Regions from separate parts of the Homo sapiens genome. Here region 1 is linked to region 2. Evidence: read pairs that join two places in POLR2A ChIA-PET (ENCODE). Cell type or tissue: MCF 10A. All regions are shown on one strand. Links, peaks and the distances in the headings refer to the core of each region. The heading gives the core; the rest is flanking DNA. Region 1 overlaps DLG5 (discs large MAGUK scaffold protein 5). Region 2 holds the start of DLG5 (discs large MAGUK scaffold protein 5).

What was found. Peaks named below come from ENCODE experiments on the same cell type or tissue, not always from the same donor. Only the 100,000 strongest peaks of a DNase experiment are listed, where the experiment ranks them.
Region 1: POLR2A ChIA-PET joins it to region 2 with 11 read pairs; 6 of 35 experiments call an interaction of 5 or more read pairs at or near these places.

Annotation. Positions count from the first base shown.
Region 1 is chr10:77,861,049-77,869,368 of GRCh38, reverse strand. It overlaps DLG5 (discs large MAGUK scaffold protein 5), which reads left to right. Exons shown (of 32, transcript NM_004747.4): 2 at 172-240. Among named protein-coding and RNA genes, the nearest start is that of DLG5, 62 kb to the left of the region's middle. RefSeq lists enhancers at 915-2,114, 2,654-3,411, 4,929-5,688. In MCF 10A, for the core only: no CTCF peak of the experiment used is centred there; DNase peaks (open chromatin) are centred at 3,568 and 6,498.
Region 2 is chr10:77,922,904-77,931,223 of GRCh38, reverse strand. It overlaps DLG5 (discs large MAGUK scaffold protein 5), which reads left to right and starts at 4,469. Exons shown (of 32, transcript NM_004747.4): 1 at 4,469-5,007. The coding sequence starts at 4,704. It overlaps DLG5-AS1 (DLG5 antisense RNA 1), which reads right to left and starts at 4,412. Exons shown (of 1, transcript NR_024585.1): 1 at 1,399-4,412. RefSeq lists a silencer at 2,600-2,776. In MCF 10A, for the core only: no CTCF peak of the experiment used is centred there; a DNase peak (open chromatin) is centred at 4,433.

The DNA of each region.
Region 1 (8,320 bases), core at 72-8,071, 62 kb after region 2:
CCGAAGTCCAGATCTGCTGAGCGCGCCTCCTCTGCTTGGCCCGTGGATGTGGATTTCTAGTGCCTGGTGCATGTAGCTCTCATGGCCTGGCATTGACTGATGATCAGCTGGCTTGGGGTGAAGACGAGTGACCCCTTGGGGTTAGTAACATGGTCTCCCCTCTTTCCCCAGGTTCTACCTACAGCGTCCTGTCCACCATGCCCTCAGACTCAGAAAGCAGCAGCTCCCTCAGCAGTGTGGGTGAGTACCACTGTCTGGGGAGGACACCGGGTGGGCCAGGGGTCTGGGTGAAAGCCAAGGCAGCTGGGGTTCATGGGAGAGGAAGCTGGTTCTCCCTTGTCAGATTACTCACAGGATCATCCTTCCGTTGATTTCATTTACATTTTCTCCCATCATCAGAAACCCAGTTCTGATGTTAGAAGGAGGTGGGGAGGTGAGTGCTGGGAAGCACATGTTTTGCCATTGTTTACTTTGTCAGGGCACAGGGCTTCTAGGGGAGCCTGTTGACCCACCATCCCCACCCCAACCCCAAAGGCCTTGTAGTAACTCAGTGACCACTGCCCAGGAGACTCACCCCTTTTGGAGTTTCCTTGGGGATAGGCATTGCCAGTCCATGCTGAATTGGGTGTGTTTCTCTGAATATGGGTTTCAGAAAGCCCATAAAATGAGGCCAGCCCTTCTCTGAAGTCCAGCAGGAAGGCCGCAGTGGTTTCTCAGGCTTCCCACACCTCTGTGACCCATTCCCTCTGTTTAGCACCTCTAGTGGGGTTTCTCATGGCCTGATCTGACCATGATGGATGCAGACACCTTCAGTGGTGAGTCCCGGCCATCTTTTGAGCCCGAAGGACTCACAGAGGTCATCTACTCCAATTATTTTCTTTTCCCTCTGCAGAGAGATGGGGAAATTGACATTCTGGGAGGGGGAGTCACATGCCTGAGATTCTAGAACTAGTCAGGACAGCTCTTTCATATGTCAGCTCACATCTTGAACACCTCCAGTGTGCCAGAGGTGGGCTTGGGCCGTAGTGGCGAATTAGGCAGATGTGGGCCCCACACTCCTGGATGTTAGGGTCTTTTGGTGGGAAACAGTTAAATAAGTAGCTGCAGTAAGGGAAGGTAGTGTGATAAGAGGGAAGACAGTGACCAGCCGGCGAGTTCCATCTTAGTTTTCTAGGGCTGCTATAACAAAGTGCCGCAGACCAGGTGGCTTACACAGCAGAAATTGATTGTCTCACAGTTCTGGAGGACAGAAGCCCAAGATCAAAGTGTCAGTGAGGCCACGCAGGCTGAAGGCGCTAGGGAGAGATCTGTCCCGGGCCTCTCTCCTCGCTTCTGGTGGCTTGCTGGTAATCCTTGGTGCTCCTTGGTTTGCCGACATCACACTGATCTCTGCCTTTGTGTTCACATGATGTTCTCCGTCCATGTGTGTCTGTCTCCAAATTTCCCCTTTTAATAAGGACACTGGTCAGATTGGCCTAGGAGCCTGCCTTACGGCAGCAAGACCTCATCTTAAATTGATCATCTGTAAAGACTATTTCACCATCAGCAATAACTGCTGTGGGCTGAGCAGTGTCCCTCTCGGGACTCCCCTTTTAGAATGCAAATGCGCCTCGGAAAGATAACGCTTTGACCTTTCCAAATAAGGTTCACATTCACATTTACTGGATTGGGACTTTAGCATCTTTTGGGGGGCCACAACTCCACCCATAAAAACACAGTTCCTCCCATAACCCTCATCCTGTTTAGGGCTCAGGGCAGGCCCTTCTGGGACTGCAATTCAAAGCTCCCAACGGTATCCTATTACTTTGTTCTGCCTGCTTTTGGTGCCCGGAGACATATCAATGGAATGATGGGATTGTTGGAATTTGGAATGTGGGACTCACCCTTCAGGAAGTGCATGGAGTGGGGCAGTCAGGATCAGTAGATGGGGAAGGTGAGGCTTTTTAAGGTGGACTGGGTAAGCCCTGAGCATACTCCTCTGACCTGTCTAGTTTTTCACCCTTCACCAATATCTGTCTAACAGATAGCAATCAGTAAACTCATTCCCATCGGCATTTCAAGGGTTAAATCGTTACCTTTCCTAGGCACATGTGCATTCTAAAAGGGGATTCCAGAGAGGGGTATTTGCCTAACCCATAGCAATTACTGCTGATGGTGGAATTCCCAGCCTGAGTAGGAAGATATTTCTTGGGCAGCTGGACCCCAGCATATTCTGGAAGAAGCGTCATGGCCGTGACCCACCAGTTGGTTCTGCACTCACCTGAAGCTGACTCAGTCCTTGCGATGGAGCCGTCAACAGTATCTCTGTGCTCTTCCTGGGCATCACAGGCAGGCAGAGTGCAGTGCTCTGATGTGTTTCTTGGAGCAGGATGGGTCTGTACTGTCTGTGTCTGGATATTTAATGCTGAAATAACTGGTTGCATCCCTTCTGGGCAAAGCCTCTTGAGTTCACAGGGAACCGAGTTTTGCTTCTCTTGCTCTTCTGCTTGAGATTGCCATTGTCCTTTGGGTGCAGGCAGCAGGGAACACCCACTCATACCACCTTAACCAATCAGGAAATGTATGAGCTCCCATATGAGGCTGTGCTGAGGTCAGCCAGTACATGGGGATGCAGCTCTGCCCTCCTCTGTGTGGTGTCTTCACACAGTCTCATGGCGGGGTGTCTGTAGCAGCAGCTCCAGCCATCACATCCAGACCTGACAGTGTCCAGGTCTGCAGTGTCCAGTATGGGCGCCACTAAACACAGGTGGCTACTTAAATTTAAATGAATTAAAATGAAATTTAAATTTCTAGTTTCTCAGGCAAATCCACCACATTTCAAGTGCTCTGTAGCCATCTGCGGTGAGTGGCAGAAGAAGAAGGCGGGGTTCTTATGAGCAAAGGAACCTGTTCCAGAGTCCATCAGTATGGCCTCCTTTCATTGACCACAGTTGGCTGCTTGTTTGTGCCGAAACCAGTGGCTCACAAAGCCTGGTCGCTGGACCACTGGGGCACTTATTAGAGATGCAGGTTTGAGCCTCCTCCCACCCCTGCTGCATCAGAAACGCTGAGGGTTTCTACAGCTTAATAGCCCTCCAGTTTGAGATGGGCTGGCCCAACCTCATCCCTGAGAAGGGAACCAGAATGTCTGTACCAGGCTTGTACCAGTCCCTCGGGGTGGAGTGCCTGGTGGGGCTGGCCCTGGCTGGGAGCACTCTAGCACCTGCCAGGGAGTTCCTGCTGGCTCAGCCACACCTGATGAGAGGCAGAAGTCTTTGCAAGCACACACCGCCCTGGCAGGAGGGGCCGCTGGTAAGGTCACATGGTGATCTTAGGAACCTGAGAAAAGGCAAGAGCAAGATCCTTATAATAAAAACATCACTTCCACTTTTCCATTTACATCTCCCTAAATGGAAACGGCTGGGAAAACAATGGCAGGTTGTATTCAGCATGAGAAGAAATTGGAGGCTGAAGCCTGGGGCGTGTAGACAGCGTTCTCTCAGGCGGTCTGTCGGGTCTCGGATCTCCAGCCTGGCCCTACTCACAACTCGCCACACCTTTGCCAACAGCCTTAAAGGCAGCAGGTCTTTGTGCCAAGGCCTCCTCGGGCAGTTTTCATCAGCTAAGCACACACAGCTTCCCCGAGGCCCTCCCCCGCTTCCTGCGCCTGTTGTTGTGACCTGCCCCCGACCCTACCTGGTGGATCTGCCTGGGGACTGCACACTCGTTTCAGGCAATCAGTACTTTTTTCCTCCCCATTCATCCTGACCTAATTTCTCAGTAGCCTTTTATTTCTCATCTTGGAAAACTGGGGAGGTTTTAAGGAGGAGAAGAGACATTCTTGGGCAGCACTTATAAAGCCAGCCTTAAATTCCATGAAGATTGAAATAGCAGAAGATTTCTTATTAAATGGAGAGGTCTCCAGGCTTATCGGCAGGAGAAATTGCTGGAGGGCTTCTCTCATATCCCAGGGAAGATTCCTTGAAAGTGCTTCTTCTGGTTGACAGGGGAAGGTGGGGTGAGCCATCAGGGAAGTGGGGGCTGCCACTGACGCCCTGTGACCTCTGATCCTTCATTCCTGGCCCAGACTTTTGGGTCAGGGGTAATCCTTTGCAAAGCCAATTTATCAGAGATGGGAATGCCTCCTCCTTGTGGGGCAGGTGTTTGGTACTCATAGGGATCACGGTGAACACGGCCCCAAATGTTATCACACTGCCAGGGAGACAGGCACTGTCTGGCACGACTGGCTATTCTGTTCTGTGTAGAGCAGAAAGAAAGAAGTAACTCAAGGGAAGAAGCAGTTAGTTCTGATGAGGGGAATCACAGAAAGCTTCCTGGAGGAAGTGGCCCTTGGACTGGGCCTTCCAGGAAAAGTGCTCTGGACTAGATGCAGCTGGGAAGTAGTTGGCCATGGCTGCTTATGGTGGTTTGGGTTCTGAAAACCAGACCCTGAGTCAAGGGTTCGAAAGCAAGTCTTTGATCTGGCTGGAGATCTGGGGCCTGGGCTTCCAGCATTGGAATCTAACCTCCTTTCACTCCAAGCTGGGGAAACGCTGAACTGGAGTCATGTACTCATTGACTAAGAGGGGTGTCCCCCTTAGGCCTTCATTGTCAAGGACATCAGTGGGGGATTTCTTTAAAGGCAGTGGCTGCTGGATAGCCAGTAAAACAAAGGAGAAATATGCAAATGCAACTTTGGTCTGGAACAGAGGTTCTCAAACTCTAGCAGGCATCGGAATCACCCGGAGGGCTTTTACCACACGGAGTGCTGCAGGGACTTACTCCCAGGGTTTCTGATTCAGTGGGTCTGGGTGGGACCTGAAATTTTGCCTAGCAGGTTCTCTAGTGAAGCTTAGGTGCTTTAAGAAGCACTCGTTCACCCCAGGCAGGGCCTGGGTCTTTCCTGGACGGCTCTGGGTGTCCTGAGTTGTAGGTGAGGATGACGTGGTGCTCTGATGACTGTGGCTCTGGGTGTCCTGAGTTGTAGGTGAGGATGACGTGGTGCTCTGATGACTGTGCTCTGCCACTGCTTTGCCTCTCCCGGGCAGCCAGGGCCTGGAGGTGGCCAGGAAGTTTACCTGGACATCTCTCTGGCTCCTGGAAGCACAGGCATACAGGGCCTGGAAGCAAAGGTGAGACCTGCCCAGCTGTAAGACCAAGGATGCGCCTCCAGGGTCAGTGGGAGCATGACAGTGAGGGAGCCCAGGACAAAGGGCGGTGGCTGAGAAATCCACCCAGCTGCCAGTTCATTTGCTGAGCCTCGGTGGTGGTGACCATAGCAGCCAGGGCAACTGAAGGAGCTGAGGATTCCTGTGATGGGGACACTCCCTTCTGCCCTCCTTCTTACACCCAGGTCAGAGGGAGGCTGGCCGCCCCAAGGTCCTCATGGCTGGAGACTGAGATGGGTTGTGTTGGGACGGCTCTGAGCCCCTTCCTTCTGTCCTGCTTCCTTCTCTCCTCTTCCAGCTTCCTCGTAAGGCAGGGCTGTGTCTTCCTGTTGCCTCCTTTACAAAATGGGGGTGAAAAGAGCAGCGCAGGGCTGGCTGCTCTTTGTCTCCATCCAGAGCCTGCTCCTGATCTGGTGTCTTCCTGTTTTGGGCCATTTTAGTCCAAACCAAATCCCTTACCTCTGAAATCTGATCCTGAACACCAAAAGGAAAAGGACAATCTGCCTCCTTCTCCAGTGGTTGCCAGACTTGGGTAAGGAAAGCCTGAGGTCACGGGAGAGTTGACAGCTTTGCATTTGAGTCCAGAAGAACAACTGCACAAGGTTAGAACTGCATTGGAAGCTTTTGTTGGCAGCTACTTTGGAGGCTTTTGTTGACAACCCAGCTTTATGTTAGTTTCTGTTTTGCCTGTTTTTAAAAAGTTTACTGTAAATAACCACAGTGACAGCAGAGGAGGTTGGTCCTCATCTCTTTACCTGTCAACATCACTCTTAGGATGATGGCTTCATTCAGGGCATCACAGTTTGGTTTTCTTAAAAAAATAGGCTAGGTGTGGTTGCTCAAACCTATAATCCCAGCACTTTGGGAGGCCAAGGCAGAAGGATTGCTTGAGCCCAGGAGTTTGAGACTAGCCTGGGCAACATAGTGGGGCCCTGTCGCTACAATAAATAAAAATAATAATAATTAGCCAGGCATGGTAGCACACCCCTGTAGTCCCAGCTGCTTGGGAGGCTGAGGTGGGAGGATTGCTTGAGCCCAGGAGGTGGAGGTTGTAGTGAGCCTTGATTGTGTCACTGCACTCTAGCCTGGGTGACAGAGCAAGACCCTGTCTCAAAAAAGAAATTTTTTTTTGTTAAGGTTATGTTCATTGAGATATAATTTACATACAGTAAAATGTATTTTTTGTAAGTATACAGTTCAAGTTTTGACAAATAGTCATGCAACCATTGCTACTTTTAAGATGCAAAACACTGCCCTCTGTATCTTAAAAATTCCCTCTGCACTTTTGCAATCTGCCCTTTCCCCACCTTCAGTCCTTGGCAGCCACTCATCTCTTTTCTGTCCCTGTAGTGTTGCCCTTCCCAGAATGTCATATGAATGGTTGTGTAGTATGTAGCTTTTAGAGTCAGGCTTCTTTTGATTAACGCAGGGCATTCCAGCTTCCCCCACACCCTGTGTGTGTCCGCAGTTGTATTAGTCATTCATCCCTTTTCATTGCTGAGTAATACTCCATCATAAGGACATAACACAGTTGTTTATTCATTCCCTAGCTGCTCTAAACAGCTGTGTGCTGGTTTTTGTTTGAACATAAATTCTCATTTCTCCTGGGTAAAATACCTAAGAATGGGATTGCTGGGTGGTATGGCAATTGCATGTTTAGCTTTATAAGAAACTGTCAAACTGTTTTCTGAAGTGGCTGCATGACTTTGTATTCTCATCAGCAGTGTTTGAGAATTCCAGTTTTGAGAATCCAGCTGTATCCTTGCCAGCATTTGGTGGCATTGCTTTTTATTTTAGCCATTCTGATGGGCATATGGTGGTAAAGGAACTTCATGGTTGTCTTCAAATGCTTGCAGGTCTATTGCATACAAGAAATCCAGTTGTTCCCTGTGGCCCTTAGGGGTTAGATCAAGGGTCAGTGGAGGGAATGTCCAGGGACAGATTAACTCAGTAGAGGGCATAATTTTAGGGAGAGAGATAAGATGGGCTCTGCTGGGAAGTAGTGAGCTCCTTTGCTGTAGAATTTGGTCTTGGTGGCCATTTGAGGGATCCTGACAACCATTTGGATGGTAGGACTGCATCATTTTCAGAATATCTGTCAACCTCTAGATGCAAGTAAAAAGACAAAAACTTCAGTTGAATGGGGATTGAGAGGATTTTCTGCAACCCTTGCTGTTCTTTTGGAACTTCTGGGCGTAGCACATCTTGAGATTGGTCATGAGGTCCCCTGTGGCCCTCCTTGGCCCTCCCCATCCCCCAATTACAAAAGGCCGGAGGCATCGGCTGCACTTTCTGCTGGGTCTGAGAGCCTGATGTGTGATGGATCTTGGGTCTGGTTGACCTTACTTTCTGTATGTGTCCTGTATGCTCAAGCCTTTGGGCCAAGAGAAGTGGAACGAGAATCCTTCCCTATTAGGAGGCATTGTTGTGGAGTGGTTGAGGTGTTGGCTTTGGCGTCAGAGCTGAGTGTGCATGGGAATCCCATTTTCCTAGCCATGTAGTCTTTCTGACGTGTTTCTCAAGGAGCAATCCTAGCACAACCCCAGTAGGGAGCTGTGGAGATTAATGAGTTGAAGGTAGAGTGTCTTTAGCACAGAACCCAGTGCTTGGGCAGTGCTTGGCACATGTCGTTGCTACTTTATCTGTGTGGCCAGCCACGCCCAGGTCCTCATGGCTGTAGACTGAGACGTCTGGAGACAGAGATGGGGTGTGTTGGGATGGCTCTGAGCCCCTCCTTCTGTCCTGCCGCCTCCTCTCCTCTCTCCAGCTTCTTTGAAAGCCAGGGCTGCATCTTTATGTTGCCTCGTTTATACAATGGGGATGAAAATTCAAAATTTCTTGTCTCCCCAAAGGCAGGTTACTGGGCCTGGTGGTGCTTTTCTGTTGTGAAACTGGACATTTGATGTTTCTCTGCTATTTCTTGAACTTGACTATAGCATAGAATAGCCATTCTGAAAGTGTGGCCTGATGTCCCTGAGGTCCTTTCAGAGGGCTCGTGAGGTGAGACTGTTTTCATAATGATACTAGGATGTCACTGGTCTTTTCTGCTTCCATCCTCACATGGGTGTAGAGTCTAGTTTTCTAAAGATTCCATCCTGGGTGTGTGACATTACAGAGATGAGACTCCAGCTGTCTCTGTGAAGCTGGATGTTAAACAGCCTGTGTAACAAAAT
Region 2 (8,320 bases), core at 39-8,038:
AGCACTTTGGGAGGCCCAAGAGGTGGATCTCTTGAGGCTAGGTGTTCAAGACCAGCTTGGCCAACATGGTGAAACCACATCTCTACTAAAAATACAAAAATTAAGGCCAGGTGTGGTGGCTCACACCTGTAATCCCAGCACTTTGGGAGGCCGAGGAGGGCAGATCACCTGAGGTTGGGAGTTCGAGACCAGCCTGACCAACATGGAGAAACCCCGTCTCTACTAAAAATACAAAATTAGCCAGGTGTGGTGGCACATGCCTGTAATCCCAGCTACTCAGGAGGCTGAAGCAGGAGAATCGCTTGAATCTGGAAGGTGGAGGTTGCGGTGAGCTGAGATCATGCCATTGCACTCCAGCCTGGGCAACAAGAGTGAAATTCCGTCTCAAAAAAAAAAAAAAAAAAAAAAATTAGCCAGGTGTGGTCATACGCACCTGTAATCCCAGCTACTCAGGAGGCTGAGGCAGGAGAATCACTTGAGCCTAGGAGGCAGAGGTTGCAGTGAGCCCACTGCATTCCAGCCTGGGTGACAGAGCAAGACTCTTGTCTCCAATAAATGAATAAAATAAATAAATAGGCTGGGCTTGGTGGCTCATGCCTGTAATCCCAGCACTTTGGGAGGCCGAGGCGGGTGGATCACCTGAGGTCAGGAGTTCGAGACCAGCCTGGCCAACATGGAGAAACCCCCGTCTCTACTAAAAATACAAAAATTAGCCGGGCTTGGTGGTGTGCACCTGTAGTCCTAGCTACTCGGGAGGCTGAGGCAGGAGAATCGCTTGAACCCGGGAGGTGGAGGTTGCAGTGAGCCAAAATCACGCCACTGCACTCCAGCCTGGGTGACAGAGTGCGACTCTGTCTCCAGAAAAACAAATAAAATAAATTTAAAAAAAGCAAACACAAGAATTAAAAAAAAAAGAAGCTGATTGTAAAGCACCAACCAAGCGGTGAGCAGTCTATGAGATGTGGAGGTCCCAATGTCAAGCAATGATTGTTTCCGAAGGAAACATGAGAGGAAAGGGAGGACCCTTGAGAATGGGGAGACTCAAGCCTGTTTTTGACAAATGAGAAGGAGCCCAAACCAAAGCAGAAGCAGACTGTGTGTGAGTGCGTGTGTGCAGGGGAGGAGAGGGATACACAGATTATATCCAGAGCATGGAAGGGCTCTCCTTAAAGACAAGGAGCTCTCTTTTTCTAAGACCAGAAGAAAGTAGGAAAGGTGGGTAAATCTACAGAGATGTCCTTAGGCAGTAGAAGAGTGAAGTGATAGGGTGATTTGTAAAATAGGGACCCCCGTCTTTGTCCTTCTCACCTCCCCACTGTGCTGAGGTGAGTTTGAGTTTCTTAGGACTGCCATAACCAATGACCACAAACTGGGTGGCTTAAAACAAGAACCACTGACTCCACTGCAGTTGTTTTATTGGCTCACACTTCTCAAGGTCAGAAGTCTGAAATCCAGGTGTTGGAGGGTTGGTTTCTTCTGGATACTCTCAGGGAGAATCTGTGCTGGCGTCTCCCCTAGCTTCCGGTGGTGGCTGGCCATTCTTCACATTCCTTGGCTTGCAGCCGCATCACTTCTGTCTCTGATCCATCTTCACATGGCATTTTCTCTGTGTCTCTGCATCCAAATTTCCCTATTCTAATAAGAACAACAGTTATTGGATGAGGACCCGCCCTAATCCAGTATGACCTCATTTGAACTAGATTACATCTGCAAAGACCCTATTTCTAAATAAGTCACATTCACAGGTACTGGGAATTAGGACTAGAACATATCTTTTGGGGGAACACAATTCGACCCACTACAAGGGTGTGCCGCAGAAGGTATAAAATGCTGCAGAAGTACAAGGTCACACCAAGGTCACTGGCTAAAGGAATCCTAAAATTGGTCCGGGTGGTAACTAACATCTGTAATTCCAGAACTTTGGGAGACCGAGGCGGGAGGATAACTTGAGCCCAGGAGTTCAAGACCAGCCTGGGCAATGTGGCAAGACCCTGTGTCTACAAAATATTTAAAAAATTAGCCAGGTGTGGTGGCAAGCACCTATGATCCCAGCTACTCCTCGGGAGGCTGAGGCAGGATAGTTGCTTGAGCCCAAGAAATTGAGGCTGCAGTGAACTGTGTTTGCCCCACTGCAATCCAGCCTGGGCGACAGAGTGAGACTCTGTCTCAAAAAATAAGTTTTTTTTTCTTTTTTTTGAGACAGAGTCTTGCTCGGTCACCCAGCCTGGAGTGCAGTGGTGCAATTTCAGCTCACTGCAACCTCCACCTCCTGGGTTCAAGCAATTCTCATGCCTCAGCCTCCTGAACAGCTGGGATTACAGGCTTGCACCATCATGCCTGGCTAAATTTTTGTATTTTTGTTAGAGACGGGGTTTTACCACGTTGGCCAGGCTGGTCTCCAACTCCTGAGCTCAGGCAATCCGCCTACCTCAGCCTCCCAAAGTGCTGGGATTACAGGCGTGAGCCACTTTGCCTGGCCAAAAAATATGCTTCTAACCATAAGCCAGATTCGTCTCCAACTTTTCCTCTTTTCCCCTTCCTCCACTTTCACCTTCCTTCCTCCAACTAGCTTTCTAGTTAATCCAGCTAAGAACACAGGTGCCGGATGAAAGGTGCCTGAAAGGTGACTGCCTTGCAGATGATTTAAGCTCTGGGGTTGCCCTAAGGGAAGTGGCGGCCAGAAAGAACTATATCTCAGGAGCAGGACTGGGAGGGAAGAGCCAGGGAGCCTGTCTGGAACCCTGATACTGTGCAATGGCCAGCCTTCCACTCCTCTAAAACCTTGCTTAGCCATAGAGGGTCAGACTACGGGAGCAGGCAGGTATCTTTAAATAGTTCATTTCTGCCATATTGGGGTCCATCTGGAGGTCTTAAAGAACTTGTAACTCTATGGACCCCATTCCAGAAAAATATATAAATGTTCACAAAAAAGTTGAGATCATGTCAAAAGCTTCATTGACATCCTTGAGCTTATTCATGAAGCCAAGGCTAAGAACCCCTGATCTAATATTCTCCCTCCACCATTTTTCCTAAGGACAAAACAGATCAGCAAGGATTATTGGTTTGTTCCACCTTGTGCAGCTGCTTAGAGGGGAGTCCAAGTCCAAAGTGCAAATTCTGATACTCTTGTTCTTTCTACCATATAGTGAGTTCGTTTCCATAAATAAAAACGACTTCTCCCCTTGAAGAAGCAGACTAAGAAGACACTGCTTTTTGAGGGAAGGGAGGAGGCATGTGGCTGGGACTGGCAGTGTGGGTAGACAAAGTGCCTCTCACCCCCAGCGAGATCCACTCATTCCAACGTAGATATTTGAAATGGACCTGGGTTCCCACTCTACAGAGGAGCACTGCGGGATCACTGAGCGCAGTCAGAGTTCCAGCTTTGAAGGACCTTGTCCTGCAGTCAGGGAGGTAAGCAGTATGTGTCCACAAACGGCTGTCGTGGAAGAGAAGACATTCTTGGGCTTTAAGGGGGACTGCAGATCCTTTCCAAGTCATCAAAGGAAGCAAGGTAGTCCGCTGATTTGTCTCCCTCTGAGACATTTAGGGGGAGAGCGCCTCACTTGCCAGAAAGACCAAGGACTGCACCGCAGACACCCACCTTTCTTTTCCTCATCCGGCGACACATCCTTCCTCCTGCCAACATCCTAACTCCTTTACACTCTGGGGACCAGCTCTTCTCAAATGCTGGCGCGGGGAACAGCCTATTTACCGCAGTTGAGGCGATTTTACTGGGAAATTCTCTTAGGAGCTCCTTGGAGAGGGAAAGCCTCACGGATTCGGCGGAGGTCTTAATCTGGAGATGTCCAAATTTAGGGGAAACCCTCCCCACCATTTGTCTCCAGGCTGTATTTTGGAGTTCTCAGATTAGGACCCTCTGGACTGGGGGCAAGATTTGTATGAGGGGGTCTCCAGCAGCTTGTGGGCTGGCCGCGTGCCAGGCCTGACTCCGTGTCCCCCACCCCCGGCTGCGCCTGGGCCTCGGGGGACCGGGAACCAGCCGGCGCCGCGTCCCCGCCTAGCGGGCGGGCCGGGGACCCCTCCCCTCCGCCCGTCCCCTCCTCCCCTGCTGCCGCCTCCCGGAGGGACGGCCTGGGGAGGGGAGAGAGGAGGGACGGGCCGGCGGCGGCGGGGCTGTGGCCACGGGGGAGCGGGTGGCGGCCGCGGGGCCCCGGTGAGCCGGGCCGGGGTGCACGGGGGCCGAGGCGGCCTCCGAGCCGGGCCGGAGCTGTCGGGAGCCTGGGAAACACGGCCCAGGCGACTTTCTCCCGGGAGTTGTAGTCTTGCTCTGGGGGCGGCGCGCGGCCCGGCTTTCGGGGCGAGTTTTCTCGCGGGGCGGGCGGCGCGCGCGGAGGCTGAGGGGGAGGGGGAGCATGCCCGGCTGGAGCCCGGCCTCGGGGCGCGCCCCGGCCGCCGTCCCCACCTCCGCCTCCTCCTTCTCCTCCTCCGTCTCCTCCTCCTCCTCTTCCAGTCCCGCCGCCGCGGCAGCCAACATGGCTGCGCTCCGGAGCCCGGGAGGCGGCCGCTGCTGAGCGCCGCCCGCCGCCCCGGGCCCCCAGCCCGCCCAGGCCCCGGCCCATGGCTCCCGCCGCCTCACGGCTCCCGGCGCCCTAGGGCTGCTGCCGAGGTGCTCGCCTGCCCGCCCGCCGGCCTCGGGGGGCCCGGGAGGCGTCCGGCGGGGCGGGGCGGCGCGGCCCGCCACCATGGAGCCCCAGCGCCGGGAGCTGCTCGCCCAGTGTCAGCAGAGCCTGGCCCAGGCCATGACGGAGGTGGAAGCCGTGCTCGGGCTGCTCGAGGCCGCGGGAGCGCTCAGTCCCGGCGAGCGGCGGCAGCTGGACGAGGAGGCGGGAGGCGCCAAGGCGGAGCTGCTGCTCAAGCTGCTCTTGGCCAAGGAGCGGGACCACTTCCAGGACCTGCGGGCGGCGCTGGAGAAGACGCAGCCTCACCTGCTGCCCATTCTCTACCTGAACGGCGTCGTCGGGCCGCCGCAGCCCGCCGAAGGCGCGGGTGAGTGGCAGACCCTTGGCCCCCGCCTCTGGGACGCGCCCTCCGCTTCTCCCTCCTGCTGGCCGAGGGTACCTCGCCGGGGCCGCCGCTCCACCTGGCGATGGCCTCGGTGGACTCGCTCCTCTGGCCCAGTTGGGGAGGCGGCGGTGCGCGGATCCCGAAGTCCCGCCGCCTCCCCCAGTCCCGCCGTTCGCTGTGAACAATGCCCCCCGCTGAAGGCCTTCACTCTCAGGTGCCTCGACGACAGGGTCCCCGGGGGCCACCAGGTCCAGTAGCGGGTAGGGGGTACCTCGGAGGATGTCCATCAGTCCCTTTTCTGAGGCTCCTCACCGTCCGCTAGCTTTGGCACCCTGTGCTAGCCTTTAACCAAGGGTACCGTCCAGAAGAATGGGACTTGGGCCAGGACCCCTACTCTTAAGTTTTGGTCGCTGCCATCCTGTGCCGGGGCCACAACTGCTTTTTCATTTTCTGGCTGTCCCAGCTCCTTTTTCTCTGCTCAGAGCCCAGTCTCTCCCAGACTGGTGGCTGATTGTGCACAACGCCTGCCTGGGTTTCTTTGGAAACTGGGCCCGGAAAAGTTGGGGAAGTTGCATTGCACCATGGGAAAATCCTAGTAGTGGCTGCTGGGGCTAAGTTCTCTCCCTGAGAGCACAGAGCTGCTTAACGAGGAAGGCTGGTGACTGGTTCCCTTGAGGGTGCCTTTTGGAACCCCTGTGTCTTTGGTCTTGGGGATGACTGATTTGTAAGTGTGTGTCTGGGTGCAGGAACGGATACTGGCGGGAGTTTCTGACAAGTGGTAGGCTTGTCCTGGCCTGGCCGTGGAGTGTGGAAGCCAGCCTTTTTAGACAAGGCAGCTGGAGGAAGAAGACATGGCACTGAGGGAGGAGGAGAACTAGCATTTATTGGGCATCTACTGTTGTGGCAGGCGCTCTGCTTTATCACGTTCAGTTGTCGTTGCCACTATGTGAGCTTTCTGTTATTCTTTGCCAGAGAGAAAACTCTGGCTTGGAGTGGTTAAAATGCTCAGAAAGTATTGGGCACCAGGAATTTTGAATTATAACCTATTGTTTGATTTAACTTGTTCAGAGCCAGGAAACAAAGTGCCATCTTTCTAGGTCTTGTCCCTGTTTTAACAGTGAATCGATAGGTACAGTAAAAATAAATAAGGATATATGTATAAAAGAAAAACAAGTGAACCGAGAGGGCTGAGAAACTGCCCTTAGCAACCTGAAGGTCAAAGGCTGATGGGACCCATTTATTTGGCTGTTAAAAGCCCCACTTATTAAGGGAATGATTTTATAAGGCATTCCTGGTAACAGCTCTCTTACGTTGGCCATCTTAACCTCAATTTTTGTAGCTGCAGGAAACTGACAGAGAGACTAAATTGCTGGCCACACAGCAGGTCATTTCATTGGTGGCCCTCCCGTCTCCACTTTGAGCTTCTGACTTGCATCTCTGTCCCTCAAACCTGCATTCTTTCCCCCCAGTTGTGGTCATGTCAGAGTTACTGGGCAAACCTAGTCCTTTCCTGGGATAGTGCTTTGGGAGATGCTAGGAAGGGACTGTCAGATGTGGCCATGAGGATAAGGACAGAGGGGATCTCAACAAAGTAATTTTTTTCTTTTTAATTGTATCTATGTATCTATCTAATCTATCTCTGAATGAAGAAGTTAAGATCTGTTTCTGAAAGTCTTTCGTAAAGCACAGAACTTAGTACAGACTGGAAGTCTGCGTTGGGAAGCATGTGAATCAACGCTCGCCTTAATCTCTGAAAATTGATTGATGGATCAATTGCCATTAATTAGGTCTCACCCTTTCCGTGTCTGGTGGAGAATGTGGGGCCTCATGGGGCTGAAGTTCTAGGAGCTAGTCTTGACCTCTAAGGAAGGCAGAGATTAGGGTTTGGATTTTATCCCCTAGGGCATTGATTTCAGACCCCAGTTTTACCACAATGCAGAGTTATGTGACTTTGGAGAGGGTCATGAAATCCTTAGAAAAATACTTTTCAAGGAGAAGTTAAGTTCATTTTACTTAATGCATTAGAAAAACGCTGGTTGGGTGTGGTGGCTCATGCCTGTAATCCCAGCACTTTGGGAGGCCGAGGCGGGCAGATCTCTTAAGGCCAGGAGTTCGAGACCAGCCTGGCCAACATGGTGAAACCCCGTCTCTAATAAAAATACAAAAATTAACTGGGCGTGGTTGTGGGCGCCTGTAGTCCCAGCTACTTGGGAGGCTGAGGCAGGAGAATCACTTGAATCTGGGAAGTGGAGGTTACAGTGAGTTGACATGGTGCCCTTGGATTCCAGCCTAGGTGACAGAGCAAGACTCCTTCTCAAAAAAAAAGAAAGAAAAAAGTTAGGACAGCATTTGGTATGGCAAGATGCCACCTGAAGCCCCTGGGGAAGAGGGTGACATGGTGTGTCAGCAAACAGTGGCGTGTTGGGGGCTTTTGTTTTTTTGAGACAGGGTCTCACTGTGTCACCCAGGCTGGAGTGCAGTGGCACAATCTCGGCTCACTGCAGCCTCCGCCTCCTGGTCTCAAGCCATCCTCCTGCCTCAGCCCCGCAAGTAGCTGGGACCACAGGCACATGCCACCACACCAGCTAATTTTTGTATATTGTGTAGAGATGGCATTTCTCCATGTTGTCTAGGATGGTCTCGAACTCCTGAGCTCAAGCGATCTGCTTGCCTCAGCCTCCCAAAAGTGTTGGGATTACAGGCGTGAGCCACTGCCCCGGCGCAGGGGAGGCTCCTTTGTGAAGGGTAAATTGCTGTGTTGTAGGTCTCCACTTTTTTGCTTTTTTTTCTTTTAGCCAGGAAGTATTCCTTATGGTCAAAGCTCAGTGCATAAGAGAGCGGCTCTGGCTGAAGGAATGGAAGTCTTCTTCCTTGAGGAGCCATAGTCAGGAAAACCCAGCACTTGGTCCTGCCTCCTTCCACTCCTGAGTGATTTCCACTCTGTGCTCTGGGCAGCAGCTCTGGGTTTGAATTGGCCTCAGTTCGAGGCCATTGCGGAGCCTGAGAGAGGAACCAGCTGGCTCCCTGGGATCCTTAGCGTCAAGGGGTGGCTGCTTTGGCACCGATTCTCTGTTGGAGATGATGCCATCACCCACCTAGGAGCTTCCTTGATGGATTCCACACCCTGTGTGGGCTCCTGATCCAGAATGCCCATCCCCCACTGGCACTTGGGTGCTGAGGGAGTCTGCATCGGCAGCAGCCTACCACGTGGGGCCTGGAACTGGAAGGAAACTGGGGAGGACATGTGCCTGGGTGTTGGTGGGCAGGTGAGCAAACCCAACCCATCGGGGCAACT